2 separate regions of the Homo sapiens genome follow, and region 2 is linked to region 1. A link is a loop called in an ENCODE intact Hi-C map of the cell type or tissue named here. Cell type or tissue: heart right ventricle. All regions are shown on one strand. Each heading gives the region's core, and the rest is flanking DNA. Links, peaks and the distances in the headings are about the cores only. Region 1 overlaps CYP2W1 (cytochrome P450 family 2 subfamily W member 1). Region 2 overlaps ZFAND2A-DT (ZFAND2A divergent transcript).

Evidence for each region. Peaks named below come from ENCODE experiments on the same cell type or tissue, not always from the same donor. Only the 100,000 strongest peaks of a DNase experiment are listed, where the experiment ranks them.
Region 2: a loop joins it to region 1, with 4 times the contacts of the local background. A loop is called at or near these places in 55 of 110 quality-filtered maps.

Annotation. Positions count from the first base shown.
Region 1 is chr7:989,030-997,202 of GRCh38, forward strand. CYP2W1 (cytochrome P450 family 2 subfamily W member 1) reads left to right here. Exons shown (of 9, transcript NM_017781.3): 9 at 1-611. CHLSN (cholesin) reads right to left here. Exons shown (of 5, transcript NM_001318252.2): 5 at 7,977-8,173. Among named protein-coding and RNA genes, the nearest start is that of CYP2W1, 9.9 kb to the left of the region's middle. RefSeq lists enhancers at 1-338, 6,663-6,712 and a silencer at 4,038-4,127. In heart right ventricle, for the core only: a CTCF peak has its summit at 4,260 (motif pointing right); DNase peaks (open chromatin) are centred at 2,906 and 4,312; H3K27me3 peaks cover 366 bases.
Region 2 is chr7:1,165,668-1,174,131 of GRCh38, forward strand. It overlaps ZFAND2A-DT (ZFAND2A divergent transcript), which reads left to right. Exons shown (of 3, transcript NR_110069.1): 3 at 1-291. Among named protein-coding and RNA genes, the nearest start is that of ZFAND2A-DT, 9.5 kb to the left of the region's middle. RefSeq lists enhancers at 3,782-4,757, 4,319-4,708, 4,758-5,731. In heart right ventricle, for the core only: a CTCF peak has its summit at 4,398 (motif pointing left); a DNase peak (open chromatin) is centred at 4,374; H3K4me3 peaks cover 1,162 bases; H3K27ac peaks cover 951 bases.

The sequences.
Region 1 (8,173 bases), core at 1-8,000:
ATGCTGTCTGCAGCTCAGTCCCTGCCAGCCCCCAGGAGCGCCTCCAGGGCCCCGCCCACTCTCCCACCCCTGAAGCTGCACTCCCACCCACCTAGCTCCCCCCAGGGCCCCCCAGCACCTACAGCTGGGGCTGCAGGGAGACAACGGGTGGCTGCATCCAGCCAGAGACAGGCGCAGGTGGGTGTCCTCAGCGTGCGAGCCCTGCACCCCCCAGGTCCTGGGACTCCTGCAGACCCCACTCCATTCCCGCTCCTGGAACACTTCCTGCAGCTGTGCCTGGAGGCAGTCGGCCTGCAGTGCCAGACTCTGAGCCAAGCCACTGGGGCCATGCGTATGACTGGTGCAGGGAGGCAAGGCCCACATTCTCCTTCAGAGACAGGCACTGGCGCCAGAGGCTTCCTTGGGGCGGGGGGAGGGCACCTCAGCCCCTGAAGACAAGCAGCACTGCAGTGGCAAAAATGGAAACACTGACCCGGTGCGGTGGCTCATGCCTGTAATCCCAGCACTTTGGGAGGCCGAGGCAGGCGAATCACGAGGTCAGGAGTTCGAGACCAGCCTGCCCAACATGGTGAAACCCTGTCTCTACTAAAAATACAAAAAAATTAACCGAGCATGGTGGCACGTGCCTGTAATCCCAGCTACTCAGGAGGCTGAGACAGGAGAATCGCTTGAACTGGGAGGCAGAGGTTGCAGTGAGCCGAGTTCGCACCACTGCACTCCAGCCTGGGTGACAGAGCGAGATTCCATCTCAAACAAACAGAAGGAAATGTCGAGCCACACAGTGGCACATGTGCTGGGGGCGGTGTGGTCGGCAGTGTGACAGTGGCACGTGTGCTGGGGGCGGTGTGGTCGGCAGTGTGAGTGGCGCGTGTGCTGGTGGCGGTGTGGTCGGCAGTGTGAGTGGCACCTGTGCTGGTGGTGGCGTGGTCGGCAGTGTGAGTGGCGCGTGTGCTGGGGGCGGTGTGGTCGGCAGTGTGAGTGGCGCGTGTGCTGGGGGCGGTGTGGTCGGCAGTGTGAGTGGCGCGTGTGCTGGGGGCGGTGTGGTCGGCAGTGTGAGTGGCGCGTGTGCTGGGGGCGGTGTGGTCGGCAGTGTGAGTGGCGCGTGTGCTGGGGGCGGTGTGGTCGGCAGTGTGAGTGGCGCGTGTGCTGGGGGCGGTGTGGTCGGCAGTGTGACAGTGGCGCGTGTGCTGGGGGTGGTGTGGTCGGCAGTGTGACAGTGGCGCGTGTGCTGGGGGCGGTGTGGTCGGCAGTGTGACAGTGGCGCGTGTGCTGGGGGTGGTGTGGTCGGCAGTGTGACAGTGGCGCGTGTGCTGGGGGCGGTGTGGTCGGCAGTGTGACAGTGGCGCGTGTGCTGGGGGCGGTGTGATGGGACACCTGCTGTCTGAGACGGCCCTGGCCCCCGTCCCAGCGCTGACCATGCACGTGAGCGGCAGGCGGCCCCTCACCGAGAAGAGAGGATAAGCCGTGGCACATTCCCACCTGCGCCACGTGAAGCGGCGCCCCAAGGCCAGGACGTGGTGGCCGGGACACACGGGTGCACGGCAGGCCTCACACTCCCAGGTGGGGCCGCAGGGTCCCTAAGTCATGGGTGGGGCTGCTGCTACGGAGGCTGCTGCAAGGACGAGAAGGGGACGGAGGGATGGAGGCTCGGCTGCGTCCGCTCACCTATTTCTGGGGAAGAGCAGGGAGCGAGTGCTGGCTTCACTATTCTCCCCTCAGACATTTGAAATATGACACTGAAAACTTGAAGGGCAGAAAGAACGGGGTCCTGGCGCCAGGTGGGGCCACGCGACGCCCCGCCCAGTGTGACTGGTGAGCCCCTCTGGAGCTCTGGAGGGTGCGGAACATTCCAGGGCAGGGGCTGTGGAAAATCCCTCCCAGCTGTTGTCAGGGCTCCCGGGTGGGGTGGAGGACTCAGGCCCAGCCCTCCCAACCCTACAGGGGACCCTTGTGCCCCCAACTTAGTCGGCCTCCTGGGTGGGGTGAAGGACTCAGGCCCCGCCCTCCCGGCCCTGCAGGGGACCCTCGGGCCCCCGCCTTACATTGGCCTGGGGTATTCATCTCCTTGGGCCCAGGGGAGCCCGAGGCCCACGTGGGGAGGAAACGCTGACCCTGTCCCGCCCCGCTTCATGGAGGCCCAGCCGACATGAGGGACACCAAGTACAGGGTGATGAGTGACGGCTGAGCTTCCCCTCAAAGCACTAAGACAATAAACATAACCCCAACCCCAACCCTGACCCCGCTCGCCCGACTCACGCGACCTCTCACCCCATCTCACCCAGCGAGATGACAGGGCTCCTCCACGGGGTACAGCCAGGGCCCCCCAAGTTAGGCGGTCCAAATGCCTCATCCTCAAGTGTAAACAAGCCTAGCTTAGTGAAAACAGAGTAAGCAGGTATCAAATCTCCTTTAACTCATGCCCATGGGCGTGGGCAGGGGTGTGGGGCGGGCAGGAGGGAAGGGGGGGGCCGAGTGAGACCCGAACCCCGGAGGTGCCACCTTCTCGACCGGGCAGACCTGGGTGCCCGTTTCTCACAGCTGCACTCAGGCTGCCGGCCAGGTGCACAGGCACGTCCCGGGGGCTTGCTGGGAAATGCCGGGGCTTGGCACGGATGGGACAGGCCACTGTCTACGCCTCATTTCCAAGTGTTTCTTTGTTGCTATTTTTAAAAATGGTGATAAAATACACGTAGAGAAAATTCACCATCAGCCATGTTGAAGTGCACAGTTCAGGGGCACAGGCACATTCACGGCCACCACTGTCACCTCCAGAGCCTCCTCATCTTCCCGGGCTGAAGCCCTGCTTGCGTTAAACACCCACTCCGAGTCCCTCCCCAGTCCTTCTCCTTCCTGGTCTGTGGGTGTGAGGGCTCTGGGGACCTCGAGTGAGTGGGGAGTGGTGGATTTGTCCTGCTTTATCCACGCACCTGCCAATGGGTCCTTTTCAAGGGTCCCAGAGAACTCAGGCAGCAGGCAGCCCGCGAGCCCAGCTTCCTCACGCATGGATTTCGGGAGATGCCTCTGTGGACATCCACCCCATGGTGCCCAGATGTCATGGGAGAGGCAGACACCCCGAACCCCATGGCTCACGACGTGGCTGAACTGCTCCCCGGACGTCTGTCCTCAGCAGCAGGAGGGACGCCGACCCCGGCCCCTGTACCCCCCCGCCTCTAGGTCTCCAGGGAAGGACCCTCCTGGGGTGGGCAGGCTGCTCTTGGCCCCAGATCTGCTTCTGGGTCTGAGGCTGGCCCTCAGCCGTGCTGCACGTGCCTCCCATTACCATCCTAAGTCAAGGCAAAACAAAACCACACAGTCCCCGAGCCATCTGCAAACCTCCCGCAGCAAGCTCGGAGGGTGAGGCCCCCCCACAGTAAGCTCGGAGGGTGAGGCCATCTGAGTGCCGGGCTGGCCGGGCTTAGGAGGAGACCAAGCTTTACCCACGGAGACGCCGTTTAATGGAACCCAAGTGACCCAAGGGAGCTGCCACGCCACCGCTCAACCACACCCACAGGGAACACACATGTAGGGGCCTGGGGCCTTGTCCAGTGCGGGGGTCCTGGTTCAGATGTCCTGAAGCTCCTCCCTCGGAGTGGGCAGCCCCCATTAGGAAACTTCTGGAACCCAGAGGCTGGAAGCCGGCCTCACTCTGGGACCTGGGCCCTCCCCGTGATTGCTGGGGCTCCCTCAGAGCGGGGGTCTTCTTCCCACCTTGGATGCTGAGGGGGAAGGAGGTAAGACACTGGAGGGCTGGGTGGGCTCACCAGGCTTCAGAGGGCAGTGGGACTTGGACAGCTCAGCCTAGCGCCCAGCTGTCTCTCCGGGCAGGTCTCACAAATGCCCCGAGGCAGGCCCATCGCTGGCCAAATTCCCCACCCCTCCTGCCTGGACTCAGTCCCTTGTGAAATCTAAGCAAAGTCCTAGGGTGTCTGAGGTCAGAGTGCATCGGGTAGCTCCTGCTGCATAACAAGCGGGGGAGGGGGTGGCCCATGGCTCTGGACTGCTGGGCCACAGGGGTGATGAGGTGAGGCTTGGAGGAGTCTGTAGGATCCTAACTTTGATGACTATTCAGGGTTTGAGGCTGCACTCAGCTTTATCGCCTGTGAAACCCACGCAGCCAGCAGGGGTACGAGTGCTTCTGAGGTCCCAGTGGGCGGGGGGTGGCCTGACCCAGACAGGGCAGGGGGACGGCAGCTGGAGCGCGTGGAGAGAGCGCCCGTTCCCTGGGAGCCACTGGAGGGCGCATGGCACACGGCGCCCGGCCAGGGCCTGACTGTGACTGGAGCAAGAGCCGAGGGACTGGACGGACGGCAGGTGGCGCCACCTGATCTGTGCAGGGACAGGCAGGGACAGGCAGGCAGAGAAAGAGCCCAGCTGGAGGCTGCCAGCGCTCCAGGGAGAGGAGTGGGGAGCGGACAGCGCCGGCCCGGGCTGGAAGGTCAGCTTGAGGCTCTGGGATGTGAACACTGGGCACCGAGTCATCCAGAAATAAATCCCAGGCACGGTGGGAGGCCGGGGTGGGAGGATCGCTTGAGCCCAGGAGTTTGGGACCAGCCTGGGCAACACAGTGAGGCCCCCCGCTTCTACAAAAAATACAACAATTAGCCGGGTGTAGTGGTAGCAACTGTGTTCCCAGCTACTCAGGAGGCTGAGGGAGGAGAATCGCCTGAGCCCAGGGGGGTGGAGGTGGCAGCGAGCAGAGCTCATGCCACCGCACTCCAGCCTGGACGACAGAGCGGGACCCTGTCTCTAAAAAGATGCCACTCTCTTGGGGGCTTGGAGGGAGGACAGTGCTCTGAGGGTGATTCAGCGGCCGAACCTGTGTCACTCTTGGTGGAGTGAGCAGACGGCACTTGGTGTGAGCTGTTTCTCAGACATCAATCCTGCAAGAAACTGCTCAGAGGCCGCTTCCTCAGAGGGCTGGGTGGGCTGGGGCAGGGGACGGTTTCCGGAAGCCGCACAGTGCTGTGAGAGGTCTCCAGCCTGCTCTGCGTGTTCGCACCCCCAATGTCAGGGAGGGCCCTTTGGCCTGGAAAGCCCAGTCTCCACAGGTCTGCTCACCCCCACAGGCAATGTGATTCTGACTTCCAAACAATGCTCCCTTTGATTATTTAAAAACATTACTTTTATTTTTATGTATTTATTTTTTCAGACAGAGTCTCGCTCTGTCACCCAGGCTGGAGTGCAATGGCACGATCTCGGCTCACTGCAACCTCTGCCTCCCGTGTTCAAGCGATTCTCCTGACTCAGCCTCCTGAGTAGCTGGGATCACTACAGGCGCCCACCACCACACCCAGCTAATTTTTGTATTTTTAGTAGAGATGGGCTTTCACCAGGTTGGTCAGGCTGGTCTCGAACTCCTGACCTCATGATCCGCCCACCTTGGCCCCCCCCAAAGTGTTGGGATTACAGGCGTGAGCCACTAAATTTAGTGCTCACCGCACTAAATTTTTTTTAGATGCCGGCTCTTGCTGTGGTGTAATCACTGCTCACTGCAGCCTTGACCTCCCGAGCTCAAGCCATCCTCCCACCTCAGCCTCCCGAGTAGCTGTGACTTCAGACACATGCCACCATCCCCGGATTTTTTATTTTTTGTTGGGGGGCAGTTTAGCCATGTTGCCCAGGCTGGTCTCAAACTCCTGAGCTCAAGCGATCCTCCCGCCTCTGCCTCCCAAAGTGCTGAGTTACAGGTGTGAGCCGCCGCACCCGGCATGAGTTATCAGTGTGTGGCTTGGTGTTTCTGACACCTGCACACACTTGCATATCTACTGCAGGGGACATTTCTCCCTGAGCTCAGCCCAGATGTGCTTTGTCACAGCCCATCGCTTATGGCCTTGGACACATGTAAAGAGAAAAGCACGCATGCCCACGCTAAGTTTGGCCCCTCACTTGGCACAAATCTTGATCCGCCACCTGGCTTGCTGCAGGTCAGCAGCTGCCCTCTCCACAGTGAGGAGCACTTGCCGAGGGACAGACGTGAGGGACGGACGTGAGGGTCGTCTCCAGGCTAAGGCGGGGCTTCCTTAGCCGGAGGCTTCCTGGCTCAGGAGTCCCGCACAAGCGCCAGCTGAGACAGGGACTCACAGCCCGTTCTCTGGCACACACAGCCCCAGCACATGTGGCCCGACGTGGCTGGCCCCTGGGGTTGCATGGGCGGGTGCCCTCACTGACCTGCACGGGGTAGGGAGACCCCAGGGCATTGCGTGGTTCTCTGAGCCACATTCCAGGTGACTTCTCTGCGCCACCCTTCGGCATCTTTCGCCAGGGAGCCCTGAGGAGCTTGGCACCTTACGATCCACAGAGGTGGGAACCCCTGACAGGAGAGCACTCCCCAGCCGGTGTCAGGGGAGCATCTGTGCTGTCGAAGGGAGGCCCAGGTCTTCAAGACCTTTTCCCACTAATGGTCGGTGAGGACTCAGCAGTACCCACCCCATTTCCCTTTCTGACTCGGCTGCTGGGAAGCTCAGAGCTCTGGTTCCGGATCCATCAGCCCTGCCTTCTGGAGGCTGCTGCCCCTTCTTTGCACTTTGCGGGTCTCCCTCTGCTGTTTGTTTAAGGTGCCTCACAGCATAGGGGCCACTGAGCACCCTGACTGCTGGGCTGAACACGGACCCTTCCCAGCAGCTTCTCTGCAAAGCTGTGCTGCCAGCAGCCGGATCGCAGGCACCGCCTGGCAGATCTGAAGGTTCGTGCTGTGCAACGTGCCTTCCTGTTTGTGAGTTCACCTGACCGACACCAGGAGGGGCTGGACTCCTCGCCTGCCGCCGGCAAGGCCCGCCCTGGGCCAGTGGGGTGCACACAGCAGGCCCTGTGTCGTGGGTGGTCAGAATTTTGGCCACAACAGTTGGGGGACGGGGCTGGATGCTGGCCAAGGAAGAGCAAACAGCCTCATCTCCTTCCCACAGCTTGGTGGGTGCAGAGAGGACCTGGGGACACGGTCCTTAGGGTCTCCTCCGGCCCCGAGTCTCGATGTCCACATAGAGATGGCCTGAGTGGTCAGCCAGACCTGCCCAGACCACATCTTAGCCCAGCCCTGGGTGTCTTCAGGGAGCTAAGGAGGAAGTCACAGTAGACGTCCGTGGGTCACAGTGAGGCCAGTCACCGCTCTGAGGTGCAGGCCCCGAGGGCCACGGCTGAGGAGGCCCAGCCAGGCCAGCAGTGGCCACGGGAAGCCCCAGGCCCTCCCCACAACAACAGCCCGGAGCCTGTGACTCTGCTCTCACAGGGTGAGGCCGGCCGTGCTCCCGCCTCCCGGCTTGCATGCAGCTCTGTGCGTTGGTGGCAGCCAAGGCAGGCAGCCTGACCTCAGCCTCAGGAGCTCTGTTGGGGGGCGGGGCACCCAAGGGGGCACTCAGGGCCTGAGCCAGCGTCCCAAGGCTGCCAGGTGGCGGCTGCAGCTACTTTTCTGCTCCACCGTCAGTTGGGGGAGCACTGAGACGGCAGCACAAACCCCCAACCTGGGCTGGGCAGGAGGCGGCCCCGGGGCAGCAGCACCTGGGTGTCTGCTCTGTGGAGGCCCAGACCGGAGCCACTGGCCTCAGCCCTCCCCGGGGCCCATCCTGGAACAGACTTGGCCTCACAGTGGGGCACGGACCTCCTCGCCATGGCCACCCGGCCCTCCCCGGCAGCTGCCCAGAGCTCTGCGGTCACCACGGCCTTCCCGGTGCCCCGCGGCACCTCACATCACTTGGGGGCAGGGACCACGTGCTGCTGGGAACAGGAAGTGTGTGGCTTGATTCTGTGCGGCCTAAGTGTGTTTCCTGGCAGGGTCAGTCACTGCCAGCGCTGGGAAACGGCCGGCCTGAACGCAAGCGATCAGCCAGCACCCACTGCCAGGAACGCCACACACAGAGCGCCCCCAATGCCATCCTGGGGTGGCCACCAAGGGCGGGGTCTCAGCCTGGCGTGCGCTGGCATGGGGGACACGAATTCCGCAGTCCACAGGCAGGGGACGCACCGCACAGAGCAGGACCCACGGCTGCTGCTGGGTCGGGTTTTATTTCAAATGCAGCCACAGAGGCGGTTTCTGCACAGGTACGTGATCCGACTCCACAAGCTCCCACCAGGGGCTCCCCATGACCCGCAATGACGCTGTGTGGGGTCAAAGGAAAACAGGCCACAGCCAGGCCCCTCGATGGACGCAGGCAGGGGACCAGGAATGCGGCCCACGCAGGGG
Region 2 (8,464 bases), core at 305-8,304, 180 kb after region 1:
TCAGGAGGCTGAAGCACCAGAATCTCTTGAACCCAGGAGGCCGAGGTTGCAGTGAGCCAAGATTGCACCACTGCACTACAGCTTGGGTGACAGCGCGAGACACCGTCTCAAAAAGGATAATAATTTAAAAAACAGCAGGATTTGGGTGAGCAGTGCGCTCATTGCTTCTGGGCTCTCTCGGTGGACATAGGCTAGGAATGTAAGATGTATGTGCCTGTGTATATACACACGTCTGTAGCTATGTCTATGTTGCATACATGTGTTTTTCCAAAAACCAAATCCATAACCATGCCTTCAGTTTCAGCCCAACACCTCCGGGCTCTTTCTAGCTTTCTACCTTTCATGATTGTGAATACCTTCTCCAGCAGTGAGAAACCTGGCTCCTTTGTCCTCAGTGGATTTTCTTATTTGCTCAATTTTTTTGTTTTTTGTTTTGTTTTTGTTTTTGAGACAGAGTCTTGTTCTGTCACCCAAGCTGGAGTGCAGTGGCATAATCTCGGCTTACCGCAACCTCTGCCTCCTGGGTTCAAGCGATACTCCTGCGTCAGCATCCCGAGTAGCTGGGATTACAGGCATGTGCCACCATGCCTGGCTAATTTTTGTATTTTTAGTAGAAACGGAGTTTCACCATGTTGGTCAGGCTGGTCTCGAACTCCTGACCTCGTGATCTGGGTGCCTTGGCCTCCCAAAATGCTGGGATTACAGGCGTGAGCCACCACACTCGGCCAAGTCAGAATTTTAAGTTTCATCTTTTTTGTAATTAATTGAACACCTGCATTCAAAGAAACAGAGAAGTACCACCACGCATAAGTAAGGTGGCCATGGCGTACCTAGGTTTCTCAGCCTATCAAGCTTAGGGGCTTCTTTTTACGTGAAGTCCTCCTAAGACAGCCTCTGATAGCTGCCTTGTGGTCAGCAGGGAAGAAGGGCCTTGTAATAGCACGACTCTGCAGGGAGGCGGGCAGCTCTCATGGCCTTAGTTTGCAGACCTCGAGATGTCCACTAGAAAGGAGGAGATCGTGGCTGGCTGCGGTGGCTCACGCCTGTAATCCCAGGATTTTGGGAGGCCGAGGCAGGCGGATCACGGGATCAGGAGATCGAGACCATCCTGGCTAATGTGGTGAAACCCCGTCTCTACTAAAAATACAAAAACTTAGCCGGGCGTGGTGGCGGGCGCCTGAGTCCCAGCCACTCGGGAGGCTGAGGCAGGAGAATGGCGTGAACCCGGGAGGCAGAGCTTGCAGTGAGCCGAGAATTGCGCCACTGCACTCCAGCCTGGGCGACAGAGCGAGACTTCGTCTCAAAAAAAAAAAAAAAAAAAAAAGAGGAGGTCGCAGCGTCTCCAGTAACACATCAACTCCGCAACAAGGGGCCACAAGTGTTCCTCGCCAACGGGTCCCTGCTACGATCCCTATTTTAAATAAGGGGAAACTGAGGCGTGGAGGGGGTAAGAAACAGAGAAGTCAGAATTCAAACCTGGACGACGCCTGTTAGTTTTTTGGGATTACAGGGGTAAGCCACTGTGCCCGGCCACACGTGTTAGTTTTTTGGGATTACAGGGGTAAGCCACTGTGCCCGGCCATGCCTGTTAGTTTTGTAACTCCAGCATTCCTGTCTCTCCTGCATTTGTCAATAGCACTAGTCCTTTGTGGTGAGTTTTTTTTTTTTTTTTTTTTTTTTTTTTGGAGACAGGGTCTTCCTCTATCGCCCAGGAGTGCAATGGTGCGATCTTGGCTCACTGCAACTTCCATCTCCCAGGTTCAAGCAATTCTCCTGCCTCAGCCTCCCGAGTAGCTGGAATTACAAGCACCCACCACCACGTTCAGCTAATTTTTGTGTTTTTGGTAGAGACAGGGTTTTGCCATTTTGGCCAGGCTGGGCTCGAACTCCTGGCCTCAAGAGATCCGACCACCTCGGCCTCCCAAAGTGCTGGGGTTACAGGTGTGACCCACTGCGCCCAGCCTTTTTTTTTTTTTTTTTAATACAGATTGGGTCTTGCTATGTTGACCAGGCTGGTCTAGAACTCCTGGCCTCAAGCGATTTTCCCACCTTGGCCTCCCAAGGTGCTGAGATTACAGGCATGAGCCACCGTGCCCGGCCAGGACCACCCCTTTGGAGTGATACCTCTCCCCAATTTTATGTGGCTCTGGTGGGTCATCCCTCAGTGTCCACTTAACAGTGACAGTGACGTTATGTCCTGCTTTTCCCAGAAGAGTCCCAGGTTATGTTAACTGTTCTAGCAAAATTATTCAGAGCACCCCATTTTCAGTCTCAGAAATGTCTCCATTAGTGTCATGTGAAGTCACCCTAAACGAGGTCAAGAAAATCATCCAGGCTGGGCGTGGTGGCTCATGCCTGTAATCCCAGCACTGTGGGAGGCTGAGGCAGGTGGATCACTTGAGGTCAGGAGTTCGAGGCCAGCCTGCCCAACATGGTGAAACCCCGTCTCTACTAAAAATACAAAAATCAGTCAGGCGTGGTGGTGGCACCTGTAATCCCAGCTACTCGGGAGGCTGAGGCACGAGAATCACTTGAACCCGGGAAGCGGAGGTTGCAGTGAGACCAGATCGTGCCACAGCACTCCAGCCTGGGCAAGAGTGAGACTGTCTCAAAAACAAACAAAAAAACTCCTCTTAGTTCATGCGTGGATTCTGATGCAGGCTTGCAGGGAGACCCTCAGGTGCTGCCCATGAGTAGCTGCGTTGACGGTAGCTGCTTCCTGGCTACCCCGAGGGGCTGCTCTGCAGTCAGGGGAGAGGGGCCGGCTCTCAGGGAAAGGCATCAAGAACCACACTTGAGTTCCTGGATCCGGGCACATCTAAAATTTAGGAGCCCATAAACTCCCGTTTTCACAGAACCTATTTTGAGTTGGGTTCTTGCCACATGCAATCAGAAGTCCTGGCCGACACACAACTTTGGCTTCAGCAGTCTCCCTGGGTGTCCCCACCCCATCCCGTTCCCTGTGTTCAAAGGCGCTTGGGGCCATCCTCCACTGTGAAACTCCCAGACACGCCAGCCCAGCTGCTTCAGGTGTGCGCTGGGAAATTTTCACTCCCTGAATTCCAAAAATGATGGCAGCCTCTGCCTCACCCTCATAAACGCAACGTTTACATTTATTGTCCAGTTGTTTCAGGACGTGGATTTTCTTTGTTTTGCTTTTTTTTTTTTTTTTTTTGAGACAAGAGTTTCACTTTTGTCCCCCAGGCTCGAGTGCAGTGGCGCGATCTTGGCTCACCACAACCTCCACCTCCCAGGTTCAAGCGATTCTCCTGCCTCAGCCTCCTGAGTAGCTGGAACTACAGGCGCTGCCACCACACCTAGCTAATTTTTGTATTTTTAGTAAAGATGGGGTTTCACCATGTTGGCCAGCCTGGTTTGGAACTCCTGGCCTCAGGTGATCCGCCCGCCTTGGCCTCCCAAAGTGCTGGGATTACAGGTGTGAGCCACCGCGCCCAGCCCTTTTTTCTGTCTGAGAACAAGAAGACAGTAAGCTCTGGGGAAAAAACAGGACCCACCTTCATCTTTCTTATCTTTGCTGTGCACTTCTTACAAATATTTGCTGAGGCTGTGAATTATAATTGCAAAAGTAGAATCCACTGTGTCCAAGCAGAAGAGAGGGTGTCATGGGGAGCGGGCAGTGGGGAGTCACCTGTCTGCCAGGCTGGACGGGTGAACACATTCATCATCTTTAGGCATGCGAGCTTCTCCTACCTCTATCCATCCTTCCTTCAGCCCATTTCCCCCGACTTCTGCCACCACCTCCGGGACGTCCTGAAGGCGAACCGGCCTCCCACCTGCTAAGTCCAACAGACACTTCAGCCTGGCTCTCACCAGCCATGGCGGGTTGCCCTCCTACCTCTTGACAACACGCTCTTCCTCGGCTGCAGAGACACCTCCTCTCCGTATTTTCCTCCCACATTAGCAATGACCACACTCAGGCTATGTCACTCATGGTATTTTTGCATCAGAAATGCCATCCTTGGGCCGGGCGCCATGCCTCATGCCTGTAATCCCAGCGCTTTGAGAGGCCGAGCCGGGTGGATCCCTTGAGGCCAGGAGTTCAAAAACGGCCTGGGCAACATAGCAAGACCCTGTCTCTACAAAAAGAAACAGTTTTTAAGTCATTCCTGATTTTACAACGCTACTCTGATCTGAGCCCCTGTGGCCTCGGGATCCCCAGGCGTCTGTTCCCGAGAACGCGGGGCAGAAAGCCTAGTCCTGCACGCAGTACCAACAATGCGGAGTCAGCGGGTTGTTTCGACTTTGTTCTGTTTCCTGAGGGGTTCTGAATAAGGGCCACCCCCTTCCTCCTCTGTGCCGCCATGTTCCCTCCCGGCCACGCCCCCTTGCAACCCCTCCAATCTCCGCCCTGCACCCTGGCAGCTCCCCCTGGCGGCAGCAGCGGGTCTTCGTGGAGTCAGCCCCTCCGCTGCTTGGCCGCTGGGTTTGTCCCTTATTTTAATGGATGCGCGTTGGCTAGGACTGCAACATTGTTTCTTTCTTCCACAAATTTTAGTTTGAAACAGACAGGAAGTTAATTTCCCGTCTGGCTGCCACACCTGCTGGTGGCGTGGACTGCGGCCCTTAGGCTGTTCCTTGCTCGATTTAACCCTGGGAGACATCGAAGCCTTCCCACCCAAGCTGTAGGGAGCTGTTGAAGACCTGGTTCACACGAGATCCTTTGCGGGGTGCAGCTGGGGAAAGCATGATTTCAGCTTGTAAGCTGCATGGAGAATGCAAATGTATGTGTGTGTGTATATATATATGTGTATATATATATATATATATATATATATATATATATATATACTTTTTTTTCTTTTCTTTTTTTTTCTTTTTTTTTTTTTGGAGACAGAGTGTCCCTCTGTTGCCAGGCTGGAGTGCAGTGGCACGATCTCGGCTCACTGCAACCTCCTCCTCCCAGGTTCAAGCGATTCTCCTGCCTCAGCCTCCCAAGTAGCTGGGACTAGAGGTGCACGCCACCATGCCCGGCTAATTTTTGTATTTTTAGTAGAGACAGACTTTCACCACATTGGCCAGGCTGGTCTCGAACTCCTGACGATGTGATCCATCCGCCTCAGCCTCCCAAAGTGCTGGGATTACAAGCGTGAGCCACTGTGCCCGGCCAATGTATATATTTTTTCAAGACAGCTCAACCCAAAGTAGCACCAGCATGGACAGGCCGAGTGACGAAGACAGTGCTGGAGGCACACAGAGGCTGTGGGGGCAAGTATGCGGCCGGCTGGACCTGCGGGGACCCTGCCCGTGGCTGGAAAGGGGACCAGGGGGTCCCTGGGAAACACAGGGCTCTGACCTCTGTGCAGGGTGAGGAAGGGTTTTACCAGCAGAGGGAGAGCTCAGCCCAGGCCCGAAGTCAGCACGACGAGCAGCTGACCCCTGGGATCTTTGAGGAACCTGAAAGTGCTTGATGGTCTTTGTGAATCTGAAATCCGAGCGAAGCGTCAGACCCTCGAGTTTCCCCAGGGGAACTCCGTTAGTCTCCTGGGATTTGATGTATTCACGCTTTGTTCCTTCTGGACCAGTCACGCCCCACGCCAATCTGAGCCGTCGGGGGTTGGCCCTTCCAGGATGCTGTGATTAGGTCTAGGGAATTCCACCTGGAGGGAAGGGTGGGCTGTGTCCTAGGGAATTCCACCTGGAGGGAAGGGTGGGCTGCGTCCTCGGGAGGGAGACAGCAGGTGGCAGGCTTCGGCCTCCCAGGCAGCCCTATTGAAAAGTGAAGCCACCTGGACTTCCTGGGTCAAGTGGGGACTGGGACAACTTTTCTATCTAGCAAGAGGATTGTAAAATGCACCAATCAGCGCTCTGTAAAATGCACCAATCAGCACTCTGTAAAATGCACCAATCAGCACTCTGTAAAATGCACCAATCAGTGCTCTGTAAAATGCACCAATCAGCACTCTGTAAAAATGCACCAATCAGCGCTCTGTAAAATGCACCAATCAGCACTCTGTAAAATGCACCAATCAGTGCTCTGTAAAATGCACCAATCAGTGCTCTGTAAAATGCACCAATCAGTGCTCTGTAAAATGCACCAATCAGCAGGATTCTAAAAGTAGTCAATCGCAGAGAGGATTGAAAAAAGGGCACTCTGATAGGACAGAAATGGAACATGGGCGGGGCCAATAAGGGAATAAAAGCTGGCTGCCACCAACCACCCCCGCCCCCCCCCCCCACCTCTAGCCAGCAGTGGCAACGTGTTCGGGTCCTCGTCTATGCTGTGAAAGCTTTATCCTTTCTCTCTTCACAATAAACCTTGCTACTGTTCACTTTTTGGGTCCGTGCCATCTTTAAGAGCTGTTAACACTCACCGCGAAGGTCCCTAGCTCCATTATCGAAGTCAGGGAGACAACGAACCCACCAGCAGGAACCACCTCCGGACACACTATGTCCCTGCATCCCCGAAGCTCCCGCTACTCCCTGGAATATTCTTTGAAAAGGGTCCCTGTGTCCTTTTTTGCCAGCAACAGAAACTCTAAAAACAGCCACCATTATAGCAATCAATTACCAAACTCTTCTGCTGAGGCCAGGCAGAAAGCAAAGCACAACGGACCTTACCAGGAGGCCCCGCCGCTCCTGTCCAGCCCCTGCCCACTCACTCAGGTGCTCATCACCCCCAGGAGGCTCCACTGCTCCTGTCCAGCCTCTACCCACTCTCTCAGGTGTCCATCACTTCCAGGAGGCTTTGCGCTCCTGTCCAGCCCCTGCCCACTCACTCAGGTGCTCATCACCCCCAGGAGGGCCCCCCTCCCTGCCCAGCTTCCCCCTACTCACTCAGGTGCTCATCACCCCCAGGAGGCCCCACTGCTCCTGTCCAGCCTCTACCCACTCTCTCAGGTGTCCATCACCTCCAGGAGGCTTTGCGCTCCTGTCCAGCCCCTCCCCACTCACTCAGGTGCTCATCACCCCCCGGAGGGTTCCCCCCCTCTGTCCAGGCCATCCCCGCTCTCTCAGGTGGTTGTTGCCCCCGGGGAGGGGCCCTGCTCCTCATCCAGCCCCTCCCACTCACTCAGGTGGTCATCTAGGGGCGAGGTAGACAAAGCCCAGGTACCGACGGCCTTTCCGTCCTCTCTGGTCCCTCTTGGCTGGAGTTCAGGCAGCTAGGTGGCTGGATTCTGTGTTAGGGTGTAGGACAGTGCTAGCCCGGGGTGGCGGGTGCCAGGTCCCTGACATTCCGGGTCTGAGCAGCTGGCAGGAGACTGGGGCAGGAGCCAGCAGTAGCTGCCCTCACCCACAGCACCAGGCTGGCCTGCGTGGGAATCAGAACCCACTGCCTGGTGCTCACAGAGAAGGAGTTTACTCTTCCCCCACCCCCAAAACTGAATGGATTTAATTAGCAGTTTGGGGTTCTCCCCTGTCACGGCTTTGGTCTAAGCTGATGAGGAAACCACAGACTCTCCCACTTTTGTACCCTTTCTTTGATGGGCAAGCGGACGCAGGCGCTGGAAGCCACGTGGCCTGAACCCGGCTCCTCTTGGGGCCTCCCGTGCAGGCCAAACTCCTTTTCTCTGATTGTTATATTATCCCAGAGAGGGCAGAATGGAGCTGGCCGAAAGCTTTTGAACATTGAGTCACGAGTGCAACGCAATGGAGGACTGCGGATATGAAATCTGACAGAGCTGCTGCCGCTGGCCATGCGGCGCCCAAGGGTGGGTGGGGTGTACTCTGTGGCTGTCCGTCATCAGCAGGAGACAGCTGCCCTCTGCCAGGTTGCCGGGGCCGAATTCTCCCTGGCTTCGGATGGCATGGTCCAGGTAGCTGGGGGTGGAAGATTCCGTCCCCTGGATCCACACAGTCACAGCACACTGTTGCCCACTGCATGGCAGCCTTGAGGCCGCCATCTCCTCTATCCTTGGCTCTCACACATGGGGCTCAATCCTGTCTCTTCTCTTTTTTTTGTTTTTTTGAGACGGAGTCTCACTCTTGTCGCCCAGGCTGGAGTGCAGTGGTGTCATCTCAGCTCACTGCAACCTCCGCCTCCCGGGTTCAAGTGATTATCCTGCCTCAGCTTCCCGAGTAGCTGGGATTACAGGCATCTGCCACCACACCCAGCTAATTTTTGTATTTTTAGTAGAGACGGGGTTTTGCCATGTTGGCCAGGCTGGTCTTGAACTCCTGACCTCGGGTGATCCACCCACCTTGGCCTCCCAAAGTGCTGGGATTGCAGGCGTGAGCCACCTCACCCGGTAAACCCCGTCTCTTCTCTAAGGACACATAGGCCCCAGTGTGCCTCCTGCTTCCCCTCCTCCTGCCACATCAGTAGCCATCCACTCTGCACGTCTCGGCGCCTCCCAGAAGCTTGCTCAGAGCACATTAGAAACGCCCGTGATGGAAATCCATTCCTGTTAGGTTTAAGCAGGAAAGAGGATGGCAGGTGCCAGGGTGGCTAAGTGGGCACATAAAGAACCCAGCGACACAGACTCGCAAACGTGACCAGACCCTA